Linked DNA regions of Homo sapiens: regions 1 and 2 are each linked to region 3. Evidence: chromatin loops called from intact Hi-C (ENCODE). Cell type or tissue: PC-9. All regions are shown on one strand. Links, peaks and the distances in the headings refer to the core of each region. The heading gives the core; the rest is flanking DNA.

Region 1 (6,218 bases), core at 2,392-4,891, 1.2 Mb after region 3:
CACTCAACAAATTGAAAGTAAAACAATTGATGCCCTATGTGTCAGCCACACAATCTAACTCTTCAGTCCCTGTAAGCATCCCATGAGGCTGGTAACTTTTCTCTGTCCCATCATATATACCAATCTGGTGATGACACTTAACTTGCAGTTTTACTTACATTTTAAAGGATATAGAATTTCTCTCCAAGTTGAGTGCAAGCTCAATGACAGCAGGAACCCCATCTTACATTGTAGAAAATGCTCTAGGATAAAGGACTTCAATCTGATAAATTAAATACTGTTCATTTCCCAATCCCTAACACTGTTTTGGGCACCGGCAATGGTTTATGGCATAATAAAAAGAGACTTATTTTGTGGAGTTGAGTCCTAATGCCAGTATTGCCACTTAACTAGCTACGTAAAACTGGGCAAATTATTTCACTTTCTTGGGCTTCAACTGCCTCCATTATAAATATTGAAGATTCAGTGAAATGAGATAGTATACTTTAAAGCAACAGCATTCATCACAGAAATTAGGACAGCTTTCCTTATCTTTTTCTGAGTAAATGTTGGATAAATAAAGGCATGAGCAAATGAATCTTTGACTGGGGGAATCTGAGGGAGGATTTAGCCAGTAGAAAAAGTATTAGTTAGGTAGTCATGAAACCAGGGTTCTAGCCCCAGTTCAGCCACTGACTCTCTGATCTGGGGTCAGCCTCTTCTCCTTCTGTGCCTCAGTTTCCTTCCCTGTAACGCCTCTCCCAGTGATGTTGCACGTTTTTTTCTGACATCCTATTGTCACAGCCTAGACCCAGGGAGCCACAGAAAGAACCTCTTTACTCAATTATTTGAGGATGAAGAAAGAAGCAATAAACTGAAAGCACTGTTCATTTCCAGTATGAAAAGACTCCTTCAAATGAGAAACGTCAGCACTTAGTTTCACCCCTAAGATTGTCTGGATTATTTTCTTCTTGTCCAAGAGATAGCAAGAGAAATTCCACTTTAGGAAACACAATTGTTTAACAAGTGAGTCCTTAGCAATTCTAAGGCCAGAATCTTGTGAGCAGATACGGAAAGGTACCAATTACCTCTCAAAGACTGGCCTGGTTTCCCAGTGAACAATTTCATCCATTACAGAATTTTCCTGTTTGTAATCCCAAGGTCCATACTTGTACCAGAATTTTACTCTCTAGGTTAGATGAACTCATTATAGCTTAAGTTTCCCTTAGAACGACAATAATAAAACTGCTATTGCTGCTGACTCACTTTAATGCCAACAATTGTACATACATTTTAGAAGCCTAATTTTGATTTACAGTAACTATATAGATCAAAATTAGAGCATTGTTGAGTGAGACTTTCTTTTGCCCACAGGACGACCAACTAGAGACAGAGGACAGAGGACCTGTAGTGCAAAATAAACTGCCAGAGGTGAATGATTCAAAGAAGTCTGTGACATGACCCTTGTATTCAAGCTCAGTGGGCAGGGAACACATGTCTCTTGTTCACCTCTGTATGTCTGTGCATTCATTGGGCTGATATATATCCAGTGTTTACTACACTGCATTGCGCACTGACTATATAGTGAAAAACAATGGTTTGTGGATGAAAGCTGCTTCCAGTATAGCACTGGGCTTGGCACAGTATGGACATCTACTGATTATTAATTGAATAAATGCATGAGACAATTAAGTGAAATCAGCAATATTATAAAAGAAAAGATAATAGACTCAAGACAGACTAAGATGTTGGTGAGTCTAGTTGGATTCTATAAGTTTTAGGTGCCAGAGGGAAAAGAATCTGAAGATGCCCAAACAAGTTACAGATGTACTGTCTATCTGGGACAGAGAAAAGAAGTCAAGATTACACACATGTTTTTCTTTGGAGAGAAGATGATAAAGAAATGTGAATATCATCACACTGGTGTATGTAATCAATTCTGAATTAACCTTCAGTAAACCCAAAATCTCAGTATTTACATGAATTCTTTTATTCAGATGGTACCAAAATAATGCTGCCTGGTAACTGAGATGAGCCCTAGCTAAAGAACCTGTTATTGTTTTCAGATAGAGAAATGGGAGCCACATGTATTCTATCTTTTTTTTTTTTTTTTTGAGACAGAGTCTCATTCTGTCACCCAGGATGGAGTGCAGTGGCGCAGTCTCGGCTCACTGCAACCTCCGCCCTCCGAGTTCAAGCGATTCTCCTGCCTCAGCCTCCCTAGTAGCTGGGATTACAGGTGCCTGCCACCATGCCCGGCTAATTTTTTGTATTTTTAGTAGAGACGGGGTTTCACCATCTTGGCCAGGCTGGTCTTGAACTCCTGACCTCATGATCCACTTTGCCTCAACCTCCTAAAGTGCTGAGATTACAGGCGTGAGTCACCGTGCCCGGCCGTGTCTTCCATCTTTATTAACAAGATCTTTGATTAAGCTGAAAGAAGGAGTTTTATTTGGGAAGACTGGATTTCAGTTGATACAACACAGAGAAATTCAGACATTTTCAAGCATATCCATCCTCTTTGGAAAATACGTAAACATCATAGTATTCAGAGATAACCTTAAGTGAGGTTTTCACTGCTTTGTACAATTGTGTCACTGTAGCTCCTATATCCACAACTGAGTTGTGATAGAATGGAATATTCTTTTCTGCTCTTACATACAGATTTTAAATGTGGATAATAATATAGAAGATAGATATTTTATAAAAATATAAATAACTTAAGTATTGCAGGACAGTAGTAATAAGTAGGGCTGGAAAGGTTGTTGGAGAGCTTTGAATACCTAGGTTAGTATTTAACTGTATCTTTCAGGCCATTGAAGATTTTGAAAAGCAGTTGCAACATAATCAGCATTCTGCTTCAAAACTTACAGCTAATAATTTTGTTTTGGCTCAATATTTAAAATAACATTTCGGTTAAGACCTGAGTTCAAAATGTCTCTCAATATACCTTATAAGTTATGAAAACAAGCAAAAAAATTTAAAGATGATTTCCAGCTCAGCAAAATCTGCATTTTCATTTGGACTTTGCTTTACCCTTTTCACAATTATTTATTTGCTTCACACAAAATAAGCCAGGATGGAAATTCCCCATCATGGTCAAGTTCTGCTCCATGATGCACACACAAGGTTCTGTAGCTTATGGGAACCAGGAGAATAGCAGGTGGGGCAGGTAGCAACAAGAGAGCTCAAACAGAGTGGCTGAGAAGCACTGGCGCTGCAAGGTGCAATGCTGGCCCAATGTCAGGCACTGGGCTTATCCAGGACTTACAGACCTCCTCTCAACTCAGGACCATGGATTCTCAGAGTTCCGGAAGTCCCTATAGTGCCATAATAAAGTAATAATTCTTCACCAAACCACAGACATTTGCATGGACTTTAACGAGTTGATTGTGAGGAAGAAATAGGAAAATGACCATCAGTCTGGCCGCCTTGAGTTCCGTAGCCAAGCCCTAAAACCAACGCCCAGCCTGCCACAGTGTGTGACATCACCCATATCCCCTCCAGTTCTCTCCGGTCTGACCTTGACAGCTGACCTTGAAAAAAGGAGAAGAAAGATTTGAGCTCACTTTTTTTCAAACCTGAATTCATCATCCGCCACAATTTCCTTCTCTCTTCACACCTTCCAACATTTCCCATTCAGTAGGTTTATTAGAAGGATTCCATGCTTTTGACTCAGCCCTCTTTGTTTGTTCCTTTTGTCTTTTTTTTTATCTTGCCTTTCTGTGAAACTGTCTTTGTTTCTTCTAGTTAGCCAATTGATCCTAACATTGCTTCTGGAACAAGATAATGTGACCTTCAGCATTAGACAAGACTGGAACCAGTGGGGAAAAAAGCAGAGTATATTGTCATTCTATGTTCTAAGAATAATTCAAACAAGCCTATGCCATAATGCTGACAGGATCTCCCCAGATTCTCTCAGCTTCTAGACACCATCACAGCCCTGCTTGCTACGCACAGGAGGCCAGGAGTGGTGGGCGAGCGCCACCTCGTGGACATGAGGGAAATTGCTTCCCTCTGCGAATTAGACTGTGTTTCGGCTTAGCTCTCAAAACACGTTTAAGAGAATTGTATTTTTAAATGGCTTGAACACCTTCCAGTCAGTGAAGCGAAGCCTGAATTCATGAATTCTCTATCTTAGGGATTCTCTGAGTAGCAGGAGAAATATCTGTACGGTGAATCCGTCCTCAGGTAAAATTTAAGGTGAAGGACAACAGTAGCTTCGCTTCTTTAAATAAAAGATTTGTAACAGAAATTTAAAGAAAGAAAAAAGAGCACTAATTATGCAGATTGCATTCAAGTTAAAATTTACATAGTATCTGGGCAGTAAATTCCACCATGCTTTAAAGCAGAGCACTAATTACTACTCTTCCATTAAATCTTTCCTGAAGAATCTCTTCTATCTTTGAAACTACCATCCATTTTGCAAAAACAAGTTACCTTTTCATATTTAACACCAGCAATTCACAGAGGAGTGTGATTTATAGACATTTGCATTGAAATAACCTATACTTTTTTGTTGTAAGTGCAGCTTCTTAGGCCCTACCCAACATCAACTGAATTAGAATTTCTGGGGCTGAATCCCAGGAAGGGGCATTTGAGGTTAGCATCTAGTTGATTCTCTTGCACACTGTGCGCTCCAGTTAGAGACCCCACTGCTTTCTTCATTGAATCCAGGAATTAAGCAATTTAGGAATAGAATTGCCATTGTTCTTGCAAATTACACTATTACTAGTTTTTTATAGCCCAGCTTCCTAGAGCATCTCATCTAGAAAGCTTTCCCAATTTATTCTAGAAAATTCAAACAGATGCCTTTTCCTGAGTCCTTCACCCCAAGAACATCCTTATCCAGGGGTCGTTTTACTCCACCTTCCTATTTTAGCTCATCAGAGATCCATATCTTCACCTAGAAATTCTGAAAGGTGGGGGTCTCTCACGCTTCTCTTTCCATGGGCTTTCAGAATACATGCAGCAGCGTTTTGCACGTGGCAAGGTTTAAAGAGTTCATCCCAAACTCTTATGAGTTTGCTCTTGGAATCCTATGGATTCAAATAATTAGCCAAGCAAAAAGATTGGCAGCACGGCCACCAGAAAACAAACCTCCCACCTTCCCTAAAGTGGCAGAACAGCTGCCACCAGTAGAACAGAGTTGTTCCTCTCCTCTGCCACTCAGGCACCGTGACTGCAGAGTTATCCAGACACACCAATCATTTTGCAACTGCTTGGCTCTCTGCAGTGCCCCAGGAATTCTAAGCAACAAAGGAGACAGTCATCTGTTCCACAGCCTAGCAATTGTGTCATTAAACAAATTGCTCCATAACGTCAAAAGAGGCATTCTTTGTGACAGCCAAGTGATATAATTTGTCTTGATTCCAGACATGGGAGACATCTGTCTCGAATTCATGCCTGTCATTTGAAGTTGCAAGTTTATCTACAGAAAAGTGAGACTATACCCAGACACTGAACAGAAATATAAACATTAAGTGACTACTTAAAAAGCTATAGTTTTACCCTTTTAGCACAAATACAGGGAAATTCTTTCTAAACTATATGGCTGTATACCAAGTGAAAAACATAGATTGGTATTCTCTCAACAAAACTGCTTTCAGAATCGGCAATTCAGTTTGCCTGAACTGTTGGAACATAACAATAGATGCAGGTTAAACACACAGTTCATTTAGCTCAACACATCCGTTTCTAACAGTGATGTATCACGGAAGCATTAAATTAAGCAAATGCTCGTTGAGCACCAAGTTATGCAATGAACCATTAGATGCTATGGAATTAAAAGAATGACAACATGTATCAAATTGGGCAATTCACAGATGGCCTCGTAGAAGTTCTGCTTCCCGTGGGTCTTTAAAGATGCATAGTCTGACAGTAGTCAGCAAACAGAGATGGTCTTTCCTTTCTACTCCTCTCCATTGTCTTTCCAGTGAGGTCAGCATCTACATGTGTAACGCATCCAGCACCAGCCGTCAGACCACCGGCATCCTCACCTTGAATAATATTTTCCTCCATCCTGCCTCACAACTCGCATCCAAGGCAAACATGGACATACACCACCTCTGAAATCTTCATCTGAAACATCCAACTCTGACTCACCTCCCTCCTGTCCTACAGTATTTTCTTCCACCACTTCCCAACAATTCCTCAGTCTTCCTGAGATCCCTAATCCTTCGTTCTCACTCCCGTCCACCATCACGTGTCCTGTCCTTTTACATTTGGCAGATTTCTAT
Region 2 (6,218 bases), core at 2,392-4,891, 350 kb before region 3:
CTTTCCTTCTGGATGTTCATACTGAGACACATTTCTCTCTATTGCTATGAATACCAAACTGTTATAATAATAATATTTATCAAGTATATACTGTGTGCCTTTTTGAAATGTTGGAAATCTATATTTTTTTTATTATAGTTAATAATCTATAATAATTTGTAGTATCTAATTCAGTTCTCACAACACTCCTATAAGAGCTAGGGATAATTATCATATCTAACTACTGAGGAATTGAAGCACTTACCTTATGTTACGCAGCTAGTAAGAAGTGGAACTAGTATATTTGAAAACAGGTGGATCAAGTTTGGTCAAAGCTTTGGTACTCTATTTTTGTATATTGACTCTGATAAACTCAATTAGTTATCTCAGGGAAACATTCTAGTTTTTCATTCTTTCCTTCCACTCCAATAAGATTATATTTAAAAACTATTTTTAGCTACCTCTCTCACTCTCATCTGCCCCTCCCAAGAGACCTTTAAAATGTTTTTATGCTCTATTTTATGCACTTATTTCTAGATTTTGCTGAAATAATTTAGAATTTTTACTTCTTACTGTTTTTCTTACCAATTATTTTTACATCACAAATTAAAATGAGATATTACTTTTCCTAGTAGAAAATAAAATTAAAGGTATAACTCAGTGTTGTCAAAACTATAGTCACACAAGCATACATTAGTAAAATGTTTATGTAAAACACTTTGGTAATAGATATAAAGAATATTTACTTAATACCTATTTATTATTTCTACTTTAGGACCGTAATGTAAGAAAATATTAAGAAATGAAGACGTAAATTCAAATGAAATTTTATTTCTCACAACATTTATAGCAAAACATAAAATTTGCCAAAAATTCAATCAAAAACTGAACAGCTTAAATTAATTAACTGGGGTCAGAGAGCAAGCACAGTAAGTGAAAAAAGTGATAGCTAATGGATTATTGCCAGATAATTGGATAAGGTGATATTGTGAAAGGTATCCCAAAGCTACTACAATGTATTTGGATCTCTTTCTCTAGAAAATAGTCTCCGATTCACTTTAGACAACCTTTTGGAGTAGTAATTTGTTGAATAATTTTCTGGACTTGAGGCTCTCACATGAGCAGTTGAATACTCCTGGGTATGAGAAGAAGAAACGGAAGTTGTGGTGAGGGGTGAAAACCATCAACTTGATTTAGTCTAATTAGTGCTTTAATAACATGCCTTAGAGATTTTATATATATGTATGTGTGTATATACATATATATGCGTATATATATATACACACATATATATGCGTATATATATATACACGCATATATATGCATATTTATATATACATATATGTAAAATTGCTATTGGAACTTAGATCTCTTTTTGCATCTAGTCTTCTACCATAGTTCCCTGTACTGAACTATTGTCCAATTTCATGAAGCCTCCAACTTCTTGTTCATTACTGGAACATTTTTACAGCACTTACGTCTTCCCCAACATTTTAGATTCAATGATATTTCCATCAGATTTATAAAACTTTCTTAAGTATAGCTCTCTAAGTTTACTTTAATGTTTCACATAAAAAACAAGGAATCATGTATTTTATATATTATTTTAGATACAGAAACTTGCCAAACGATGTGATGAAGATTTTTGTGGAATGTGCTGATGCTTTGGCTGTTTCTCTTATGTTATTGGTTATATAGTATTGCCTCAGAGTTAAAAGTTTTCTGCAAAAATAAAACGTGATTGACGTTGGTAAAAACACTAATTGTAGAACATTGCACAAGTTTGATTCTCAATATATTTTAGCTTATTAGGTATTTGTCTTTATTTATGATGATGATTGTGAAAATTGAAAATAAAAAAGAACTAAATTACTATGAAGTCCTCTCATTTTTCAAAGTGACTTAGCAGAAATTTATCGCCAAATCTCTACCATTTTTGTCTGGCAAGAAACAGCTCAATTAATGAGTAAACAAGCCAGCCTTGAGGAGTTTTGTTATTTCATTCCATAAAATGATGTAGCATAGAAACTCAGAAATTCTCATCTACTTACTTGCAATTCCCCAGCATACTCAACACTTTTTAAAATTCAGTGCTCACACTGCATTATTCCATGTGGAAGCTTCTTGTCTAACACGTTTTTATTTGTTAGAGTTCCACTGCAGCTATATCTTCCTTATTCACTCACCTCCTACACTGGTATTGTTGGTGAACAGTAGCTCATGTATCAAGTATCCTTAGTACCTGACAGTATGTATTTGGTAATAATATCTCCAGAGCATTCAGCATCACATTCCACAATTGCTAAGATGTAAAAAGTTCTGAGAATTGAAAGGTACTAGAAACAATATTTCCCACTTCTGTACCTTCCTGTTTTCCCCATCAGACTATGACCTGTTTGATGTACCTCTCTATACATACAGCGCGCTCTCACATTCAATACTCATTAAAAAGAAATAGTTGAATTTATTTTTTACAAACTAATTCCCAGAAACGGTATGAAGACAAAAGCCACATACCTAAGGATAAAGCTATGAGGCTGTTTGCAGTTTGTGTTTCTAAAGGTAGCTCATTCTTGGAGATTTCTCTAGAGAGGCATTGTCCTTTGTGCGCTCTGGGAGAAGGATGAGGAGAACAAAAGTTGCACACACTATTTAAGGATAATATATCATGGCTGTTTTAACTAACGACCCCGCTGCCAGTCCATTATCATGAACTAGGATAGGGCAGGAAATCAAGGTTTATTGTTTTGCTTTGGCATTTTCATGTTCTGCATTGTCAGCAATCTCTACTGAGACAGGTGACAAGAAGAGAATAATAGTTAAGTAATAGATTTTAATAAGTGGGGAATTAGTAGCTAAACTTCATTAGTGATCTTAAGACCCACAAATAAAATTCATAGTTTTGCAAATGTTCAATTTAAGAATATTTCCAATCATCTATCAATAAGCTCTCAAGTATGGTAAATTTTAACTCATCATCTTAATCACCCTGTCTCTGGGTTCTCTTTCTTTCTTTTTCTCTTTCTTTCTTTCTTTCTTTCTTTCCTTCTTTCTTTCTTTCTTTTTCTTTCTCTTTCTTTTTTGAGACGGAGTCTCACTTTGTCACCCAGACCGGAGTGCAATGGCGCGATCTCGGCTCACTGCAACCTCCGCCTCCCGCGTTCAAGCGAGTCTCCTGCCTCAGCCTCCCGAGCAGCTGGGACTACATGCACGCGCCAACACCCAGCTAATTTTTTATTTTATGTTTTATTTTATTTTATTTTATTTTATTTTATTTTGTCTTTTTACTAGAGACGGGGTTTCACCGTGTTAGCCAGGATGGTCTCGATCTCCTGACCTCGTGATCCGCCTGCCTCGGCCTCCCAAAGTGCTGGGATTACAGGCGTGAGCCACCGCGCCCGCCCTGGGTTCCTGTTCTTTAAACATATAACTATGATTCCCTAGCCCTTTTCATTAATGTTAACCTCGTTGTTTCCTCCTTTATCCCAATGACTGTTTCCTCATCCCTTACATTCTTCAATTAAAAAAAATCTCATTTTCTTAAAATTTTCTGCTTTTATTCTGCTCTGGGCCTGTTTATTCCAAATCCAAGTCTACAGAGTAGAATGGAATGCTCTGTGGACTAGAAGCCAGGAGACCTGACTTCTACTTGATCTACCACTAACAGCGTAAGCTTAGACAAAGCATTCTCTCTGGACCTTTAGTTTTCCCATTTGTAAGAAGAATGCGTGTTGGAGTTGATGATCTCCATGCTCTTTGAGCCATACATTTTAGACACTAAAATTCTCACATCTGTTTGTCTCACAAATCCTTTGCCAGTGAGCTGTTGCATCCTTCAGACGCTAGAGGGAGCTTCTGGGAGACTTTTCTAATACGTTTAGACTGAAGTAAGGAATAAATGTCCCTTTATCGCAATACACATTCTGATTGAAAAATGTAATTTCTCCTTTTAATTTAATGTAAAAGAAATAAATGTTGCAGTAATTCTAGAATTTTGTATTATTATGACTCTGTAGCATGAAGCTAACTTAATTCGCTTTAAATACCAACCAGGTCTTGAAGTTTTTGTCCTCTATCTTTAAATTTATGAAAATATAGGGAAGCACATTTAGAAACCAATGGAAAATAAGTACAATTATGAGAGTAGGATTCTTTTTAAAAGCCATCATTCTCAACTGAGATAATTCTCTGCTTGATGATATTGTAAAACAGAGTTATGATGCCCCTGTGTACTTTCTAAGAATATGTTTTAGAAAGTAGACAAATGCAATTTGACAACGACCTGTTTAACAATAAAGTTATTATAAACTTATTTATTAAATTTCAAGGAAATCAGGATTGGGAAGTTTGTGAAGAACAAATAAACATCTATTCATCATCCTAAGAATAATGTAGTTTGAGATGAGAAGTTAATTTGCATTTTTATTACTATTATTTGTTAAATTATGAAAACAGTGAATATATTCTTAGATTAAGAAGAGTTAACATGACTTTGATTCTTTGCTTCCTTTGTAGACTATTTGCTTATTCTTTGGGGATCTCTTAGATAATATCTTTAATACTTTTATATTTCAGTGTGTCTTTAGGTGCAGGAATGTTCGTCTCTTGAAGGATTGAAATCGTACATAACTTTTCAGTCTGAGCTTTTATGGCTTTAATTATAATGAATTCTGAGTTATTCTTTTCATTCATTGCCTCTTTTTTATTCTCTTTCTTTATTTCTGGTATTTCTATTATGGGAGTGTTACTAAGTCTCTTCCTAACCTCCATTTTTTTAATTAGGCTGTATCCATTCTTTTAGTCAGCTAATACTTTCAGGTTAGTTTTATTTATTTATTTGTTTATTTGTTTGTTTGTCTGTTTTTGAAACGGAGTATCACTCTGTCACCCAGGCTGGAGTGCAGTGGCACAATCTTGGCTCACTGCAACCTCCGCCTCTGGGTTCAAGCAATTCTTCCTGCCTCAGCCTCCTGAGTAGCTGGAATTCCAGGCGCCCACCACCACGCCCAGCTAATTTTTGTATTTTTTAGCAGAGACAGGGTTTCAACATGTTGGCCAGTTTGTTCTTGAACTCCTGACCTCAGATGATCCACTTGCCTCAGCCTCCTAAAGAGCTGGGATTACAGGCGTGAGCCACCGCGCCCAGCCAAGGTTCTTTCTTATTCCAGCCATATGTATTTGCGACAACCAGTGTCTCCAATTGATTCTTGCTTCTTGTTTTTCAACATGTTTAAATTTTTGAGAATATTTATATCTGCATTTTAAATACTTGTTTTCTCTATTATTTTATTAACTCTTTATTCTCTAGTATTAGATATTCCATTTGTTATCTCACAGTGTGTTCACTTTATTCAGAAGCCTCAAGGATTTTTACTGGAAACTCATCCTCTTTTACATGAGACTCTCAGCTGACTTTTAAGACTAAAAGATTTCAAGGTTGGGATAGGTATAGTTTTGATCCATTTACTGAGTGTTATTCTTTATTTGTTCTCTTTCTATGTCTTTTCTGACCTATCAAAGTTCTGATATGGGAACATAAGATGACAAGCCAACTGACTTAATTGGTAGTATCTCTTTTCCTATTCAGGTATGCTAATTATGTTTAAGCATTTAATTTCTTCTCCCTCTCTCTCTTGCTCTTACTCTTACTCTCAAAATGCTGTTTCTCTAATTTGGAGCACTATTTTTTCATGAAATTCACATAGTTCATATATTACTTGGTGTTAGTAAAACAAATAACATATTTTAGATTGAGTTATTAATGAATACAAATATGGCAAATATTCTATTGAAGGAAAAATGCTACATACATTTTGATTACTCAAATTTAACTAATTATATGCCTGTGTGAAAAATTATAGGGCAGGTGAAAGAATACTAAAAATAAACTGAGAAGATCTGTATTTAAATCCTAGATCTGCTTTTTACTAATAGTTTCATCTTGGTCAAATACCAAGACCTCTGGACTTGGGTTTTTTAATTCATAATATATAATTCATTTCTTCTGCTCTGAATGTACCTGTTAAGGGAGCGTATGCAGCATCCACAGACACACAAGAATACATCAGTGAGAAAAGTCTGTGTGTGTGCATGAGTATGTGTGTGTGAGTGTGTGTGTGTGAATTTGGGTGTTTATCTAATAATCCCCAATGCAGGGGATTATTTTCTGGTAAAATATGATAAAGGAATGCACTTGACTGGATATCTCAGTGAGATGTCTTTGATGTTAAAATGGCTAC
Region 3 (6,218 bases), core at 2,036-4,535:
ACCTAATTGAAAGAGAAAAACTCCATAAGTCATAATCAGAAAAAACAGCTTTTCCTCCCATCCCCATGCATTCCAACCCACTCAGTGGTAGTTGTTGTTCCCTACCCCTTGAGTAAACCCAAAGGCAGGTATTAATGGCTCTACTGGCCACATCAAAATAATAAGAATCCCTATGGTTACTTGTACTAGAAAAATAACCATATAACAGTAATTCAAATAACCATTCTTATATGTGACCCCAAACCATGAATACTAATAAAGCTTCTCTTTTCCCTAGCTTGGACCCCATTCATCCTGGAAGGCTTCAGTGGGAAGGAGCTTGTGGCCAGTTTATATTCACAATCTCCCCTATCACAGTAGGCTGCCTTTTGTCTCCTCCAGAACTGGGGATGGAGATGCATGCAGAGAAGTAAAACAAAGTCTTACTTGACATAATATCATGACCTGTCTTTGTGCCCTCATGGCTTTGGTGAATGCTCAAAGCTGACTCATCTTGGAATGTTTCTGGGGGTCACATAACCCCCAGTGCGAATAGTAACATAGGCGTCCTTACCTCCAATAATACTCCTCTTCTGGCAGATCTGCTATGCCCCTCATCCTCACCCTACTCTCTCATCTTCTGCATTTGACACCACCATCAGCATCCTGATGAGTTTGCTTCCCCCATCAGCCCTGACAGAAAGCCCTTGGGGCAAGGTCCCTTTTATAATTGACCCAGGCTGACTCTCTCCACATGCTCTACATCTGCCCACAGAAAACCCACATCCTTGACTCTCATTACTGAAAGTGAAGCAGTTCTTGGTGCAGTCATCTCTTCAGTCTGGTATCAAGCCAATTCTCACAGCTTCTTGCCCTTTAGATTTCATAGACACTATTTTATTAGGTTCACCATGCTTCAATGGACATATTTTAAACTCGAAGTGTTTTTCTCAAAGCCCTTTCCCCATATGAAGGAGGAAGGAAAATGCCATTGTTTTTCAATAACTTGCTCCCAAGAAATTCTCCCTTCCTGAGCTATTCAATATGAATCCTTTTATTGGATTGAAGTTGGAAAAAACTAAGTTTGTAGCAACCTCCTTTGGAAGTACTACATAAGTCTAGCACCTCACTTTGGAATGCAAAACGAAATACTTCCCACATACTTTCTCTCTTTCTGTCTCTTTTTTACTCAGCCTTTTAAAGCCACAGCCAAAAACTGAGATAGAAAGCATCCCATTTTAATATTCTGGTACATTCTTTTTTAAAAATCTCTATCACACACTAAGAAGGAGGTATTGTTACCAGAAAGGGGTCCCGAACCAGACCCCAAGAGAGGGTTCTTGGATGTCACACAAGAAAGAATTTAAGGCAAGTCCACAGAGTAAAGTGAAAGCAATTTTATTACAGAAATGAAGAAACAAAAAAATGCCTACTCCATAGAGAGTAGGGCCCAAAAGCAAGAGGAGGAATGCGTCCATTTTAGGTATAATGCTTGTTTATATATAAGATAATAACGCAAAAAAAAAAACAATCCTTGGGGAGATGTGCGCTACTACAAGGGCTTGGGACAAAGGATTGTTAATCTTTGTATAACTACTGTCTTCCACAATAATTTATATTATTATCTTTAAAGTGAAACTTACTCTTAAACTAAGAATACTTTTGTTCTTAAGATATCGTGACATCAGGATATTTTCTGGACCTGCTAAGTCCTGGATCTCTTCCATAAACATTATTAACTTGTTTTCTTAACTGTAAACATCCTCTGACTAAAATGCCTGACCTTCTGGGAATGCAGTCCAGCAAGTCTTAGCCTCTTTTTACCCAGCCCCTATTCAAGATGGAGTCACTCTGGTTCAAATGCCTCTGACATTAGGATCCACATTTTATTATGTTTTCGGAGAGATAAAATGATTTCCCTGAGATTATGTTGATATAAATTACATGCCAGATTGTTTAACTCCAAGGCCGTGACTTTCCACTTAATTTCTTTGCAGAAAGTAGCTTTCTACAAAGCTGCTAGAGCAAGCAGGAGGGGAAAAATGGCAGGGAGGGCAGGCAGTGAGGCAGATGCTGACATTCTTGTGAGGCTCTGATTAGCCTAAGTAAATCTAGGTTTTACATGTGAAATGAGGATGTAGAGGCAAAAGTCAATTATGCGTTGCCTCAAGCGACTTTCTACAAAGAAATTAAAGTTCTGTGTGAATAAGATATTTGTCAAAGGCCAGGAACAGTGAGATTCACTTAGAATATATGCATTAAATGAATAGTTTTAGAATTACTGTATCCATGATATATGGATTTCTATCCTAACGGGACTGCAGCTATCTCAATTCTTGCCTCCTTAGAAGAAAGACTTTGACTGAGGGGCATAAAGCAGAAGAAGAAAGCTAGGCAAGTTTTAGAGTGGGGTGGAAGTTTATTAAAAAGCTTTAGAGCAGGAATGAAAAGTGAAGTACACTTGGAAGAAGGCCAAGCAGGCATCTTGGAGGTCAAGTGCCCCATTTGACCTTGGCCTTAGGGTATTATATGCTGGCCTGCTTCCAGCACCTGGCATCCTTCTTTCAGTGGAATGCCCCTAGAAGGTCATGTACCAGTTAAATGCCACCTTTTGACCTCTTAAAGCGCATGCTTGAGCAAACTCACCCAACACCTGAGATCTTATCAGGAAGATGCCAATCACCAGTTTCAGATATTTCTGATCTATAGAGAAACTGCCTTTCCCTGGTGCTGGCTGTGACCAATTATTATTTTAGAGAGGCAGTGTGACAAATGCCTGACCATCACCTATGGTCACCTGACTTTCCTGGTGGGATGTGGGGGCCCTCTTCTGCCCCGTTCCTGTTCATGCCCCAGTACAGCTCTATGCACTGTAACAACAGGTTCAGGCTAAAGTTGAGAATAGCAATGCCAGATTCAATTTGTCAGATATGATTGCCCTTCTTGACAAAAATCCCAAAGATTAAGGTAAAAAGTCTAACATTTTATTTTCTTTCTAATTTGTTGTGAAGAAATGCCACAGAACTGAGCCAATCGCGGCATCTCAAGGTTTATGCTTTTCTTTTTTAGCTCTTATTTGGTCATCTCCAGAGGACATAGTTGAAAATGAGCTCCATTTCAGGTGTGGGAAACACAAAAAAGGGATACAGTGTTAATCAAAATGTGACTGAGGCATTTCTCAATCAACAGAGGTATATTTGGCCAAAGTTGAAGATACTTGCGGGGAAAAAAATCCAAGTCACAGGAGCACCTGTGACCTGTGCTTTTTCCAAAGGGTGTTTTCAAGGGGAAAGAGCATGCAGGAGGGGGAAAAATGCAGAAAGGGCAGGCAGTGAGGCAGATGCTTCCATTCTTGTGAGGCTCTGATTAGCCTCAGTAAATCTACATTTTACATATGACAAGAGGAAGTAGAGGGAAAAGTCAATTATGCATTCTCTCATGCTCAGTAAATCTACAGTTTACATAAGATAAAGTAAACATGTGAAAAGAGGGAGTAGAGGAAACGAGGCTGTGATACAGCGTTGTGGAATTACAGCTATCAGTTTAGAAACAAAAGGAAGGCAGTAGTATTGACTCAGTTCCCGAACTTAACTTTCCCTTTGGGGTAGTGATTTGAGGAGATTCCATGTTCTTTCACAAGAGTGTGCCGCCCTTTTAAATGCTGCCTTCTTACACAGTGGGAAATGCCTTTGAGCATAATGATCTTGGGCCATTGTTGCCAGTGACTGTTCTTTACTGCAGTCCTCTTCTCAGCTCAGCTCAAGACCATAGGATGGGACAGTCCTTTTACCTTTTCTCCCAACCCAATTTATGTATGAAGCTTTAAAACTTTCTCCCAAAAGGGATAATACCTGATTCCATATATAGGCTTTGCAAAGTATATTACAGACCCTAACCCTCAAAAGAACATTCTACAGGATATTTTTGTATGAATACATTTGCTGAACAGAAGTTTTAAAAGTTTCATTCGCTTCTCAAGGTTCATGAGCCAAGTAAATGGAGATCCTCTCTGCCTTATACGATAAACTCTATATTACTGGTGAGGGTGTCCAGGTTCTCGGCGTCTTGAACAAAGAATTAAACAAAACGCACAAACAAAGCAAGGAAAGGATGAAACAAGGAAAGAATGAAGTGACAAATGCAGAAATTTATTGCAAATGAAAGTACACTCCATAGTGTGGGAGCGGGCCTGAGCAAAGGGGCCCAAGGGCCCTGTTATGGAATTTTGAGGGGTTTTAAATACCCTCTAGAGGATTCCATTGGTTACTTGGTGTATGCCCTGTGAAGGGATGAAATAAAGTTACAAAGTCACATACTGGGCATGCGCTATGGAGAGGATATTTTCTGTCATAGCTGAAATGTGAATCTGACTTATGTTCCCTGCCTCTAGACCCTATTTTCCTGCCTCATCTACAGCCATTTTCAAATTAAACATGCCAGTACAGTCACTTAAATCTCATTATGTGATTCCAGTACTCATGGTTTCTTTCTGAATGCCTGTCCATGTGGCTAATTCCTTGAGATAATACATCAGAAGCTGACATTATGCCTAATCAGCACCTTCATCATAAATTGAGCAGAATCTGTTGAAAAGTGAATTATCACTTTTGAGACAGAATCCTAGAAGTCAAAAGTAAACTTTCTGCTAAGTGAATTAGCACTTTCTTTTGTTATTCAAAACTACCCCATTTATTAAGTGGTAACCAATTGTTTCTGTCCTCTATGTGAAGGAACTCCTGTTAGGAAAAAAATTGGCTTTTGCCCAGCCTTTTATTCACTCCTTCCCAGGGAAGGAATGGCCACTTCTCTGATTGGTCAGTTTGGGAGGAGTAGTTGAGCCTGTTCAGGTTATCGGCTTGCTTCCTCTTTTTATTGGAAAACAATGACTAGTTATAAAAGTCTGTCTAATACAGGGAGAAAACAACAGGAAGCCCTGTGAAATTCAGATGTAAAGACACACTTTATGTTCAGCTTGATCAGCAATAAAAATGACATTTTGTTTACTATACATTGATCACTCATATTTTATTTCTCTACTGTTTCTGAATGTAGAATTGAGAAAAAAAGCCATTATGTTTTGGTTCCTTAAAACCATATCACCATTCAGATTTAATGTGCTCCTTCATCCTATCATTCTGGAATTTGAATTTAAATTTTAACATGGTTTTGTACACTTTGATTATTTTCCTTCTCATCCTTCACAGGTTCTTGCCAAGTCCTTCAGCTTGGTCTGTTCTCACATGTCAGTCCTTCCAAGGTTGTATATAGTGATATCTATCCTAATGTAAACATTTTAGTTTTGCATTTTAATTTTAAATTGCAGTAACCAAGATTGCAGGATTCATGGATGATCATTTATTTTTTCTACATGCTCCTTAAGTTTTTCCTAAGTTTTCTAAGTTTTTTCTAGAACCCCCAAATTGGGTGTGGTCTCTTCTCTCACGGAATCTCAGAGCACTGTGAATCTCATGGTATTAGATATCTATTGCTATGCAACAATTACCTAAAATTGACGACAATAAACATTTTTGTTCTCACACACTTTTTGTGCATCGGAAATCCAGGAAAAGCTTGACTCATTTTTTTCCAGCTCAGGGTCTCTCTCAAGGTTACAGTGAAAATGTTGGCCAGGGCTTCAGTTATCTGAAAGTTATACTGAGGCTGGAGTATTCACTTCCAAAATGGCCCACTCACTTGGCTGAAGGCAGGAAGTCTCTGTTCCTCACTGGCTGTTGGCGAGAGGCCTTAGCTCTTTGCCATGTAAACCTCTCTAAAGGGTTGTTAGCATGCACTTAGGAAATGGCAGCCAGCTGCCGCCGGAATAAGTGATCCAACAAAGTGAGGCAGAAGCTGCAATAGCTTTCATTACTTCCAACAGTGTCATTTCCACAATAGTCTATTGATTAGAGAAGTCAGCCCTATTCAATGTGGAAGGAGACTACATAATGGTAGAATTATTGGGTTCCACCTTGGAGCCTGGCTAGTACACTCATGTAAGGTTTATACTATAATAATTAACTTCCCTGTTTTACTAATCTAAATTACTGAACTATTTGAAAGAACATTCTTTTTTAGCTATTTCTGTTTTCTCTCATTTTGGATAGAACTCAAAGTTGGTGGAGCTCTGTGCCTTGACTTTTTTTTTTTTTTTTTTTTTTTTTTTTTGAGACGGAGCCTTGCTCTGTCGCCCAGGCTGGAGTGCAGTGGCGCGATCTCGGCTTACTGCAAGTTCCGCCTCC

The links. Peaks named below come from ENCODE experiments on the same cell type or tissue, not always from the same donor. Only the 100,000 strongest peaks of a DNase experiment are listed, where the experiment ranks them.
Region 1: a loop joins it to region 3, with 8 times the contacts of the local background. A loop is called at or near these places in 11 of 110 quality-filtered maps.
Region 2: it touches region 3 in a loop (4-fold over the local background); 6 of 110 quality-filtered maps call a loop at or near these places.

Annotation. Positions count from the first base shown.
Region 1 is chr3:192,440,733-192,446,950 of GRCh38, forward strand. The region is part of intron 2 of FGF12 (fibroblast growth factor 12); the gene reads right to left. Among named protein-coding and RNA genes, the nearest start is that of FGF12-AS2, 71 kb to the right of the region's middle. In PC-9, for the core only: CTCF peaks have their summits at 3,955 (motif pointing left) and 4,155; a DNase peak (open chromatin) is centred at 3,949.
Region 2 is chr3:190,880,589-190,886,806 of GRCh38, forward strand. No RefSeq gene overlaps it. Among named protein-coding and RNA genes, the nearest start is that of SNAR-I, 5.8 kb to the left of the region's middle. In PC-9, for the core only: CTCF peaks have their summits at 3,834 (motif pointing right) and 4,039; a DNase peak (open chromatin) is centred at 3,823.
Region 3 is chr3:191,235,053-191,241,270 of GRCh38, forward strand. The region is part of intron 3 of OSTN (osteocrin); the gene reads left to right. Among named protein-coding and RNA genes, the nearest start is that of OSTN-AS1, 3.6 kb to the left of the region's middle. In PC-9, for the core only: no CTCF peak of the experiment used is centred there; DNase peaks (open chromatin) are centred at 2,169, 2,619 and 3,509; H3K4me3 peaks cover 871 bases; H3K27ac peaks cover 2,500 bases.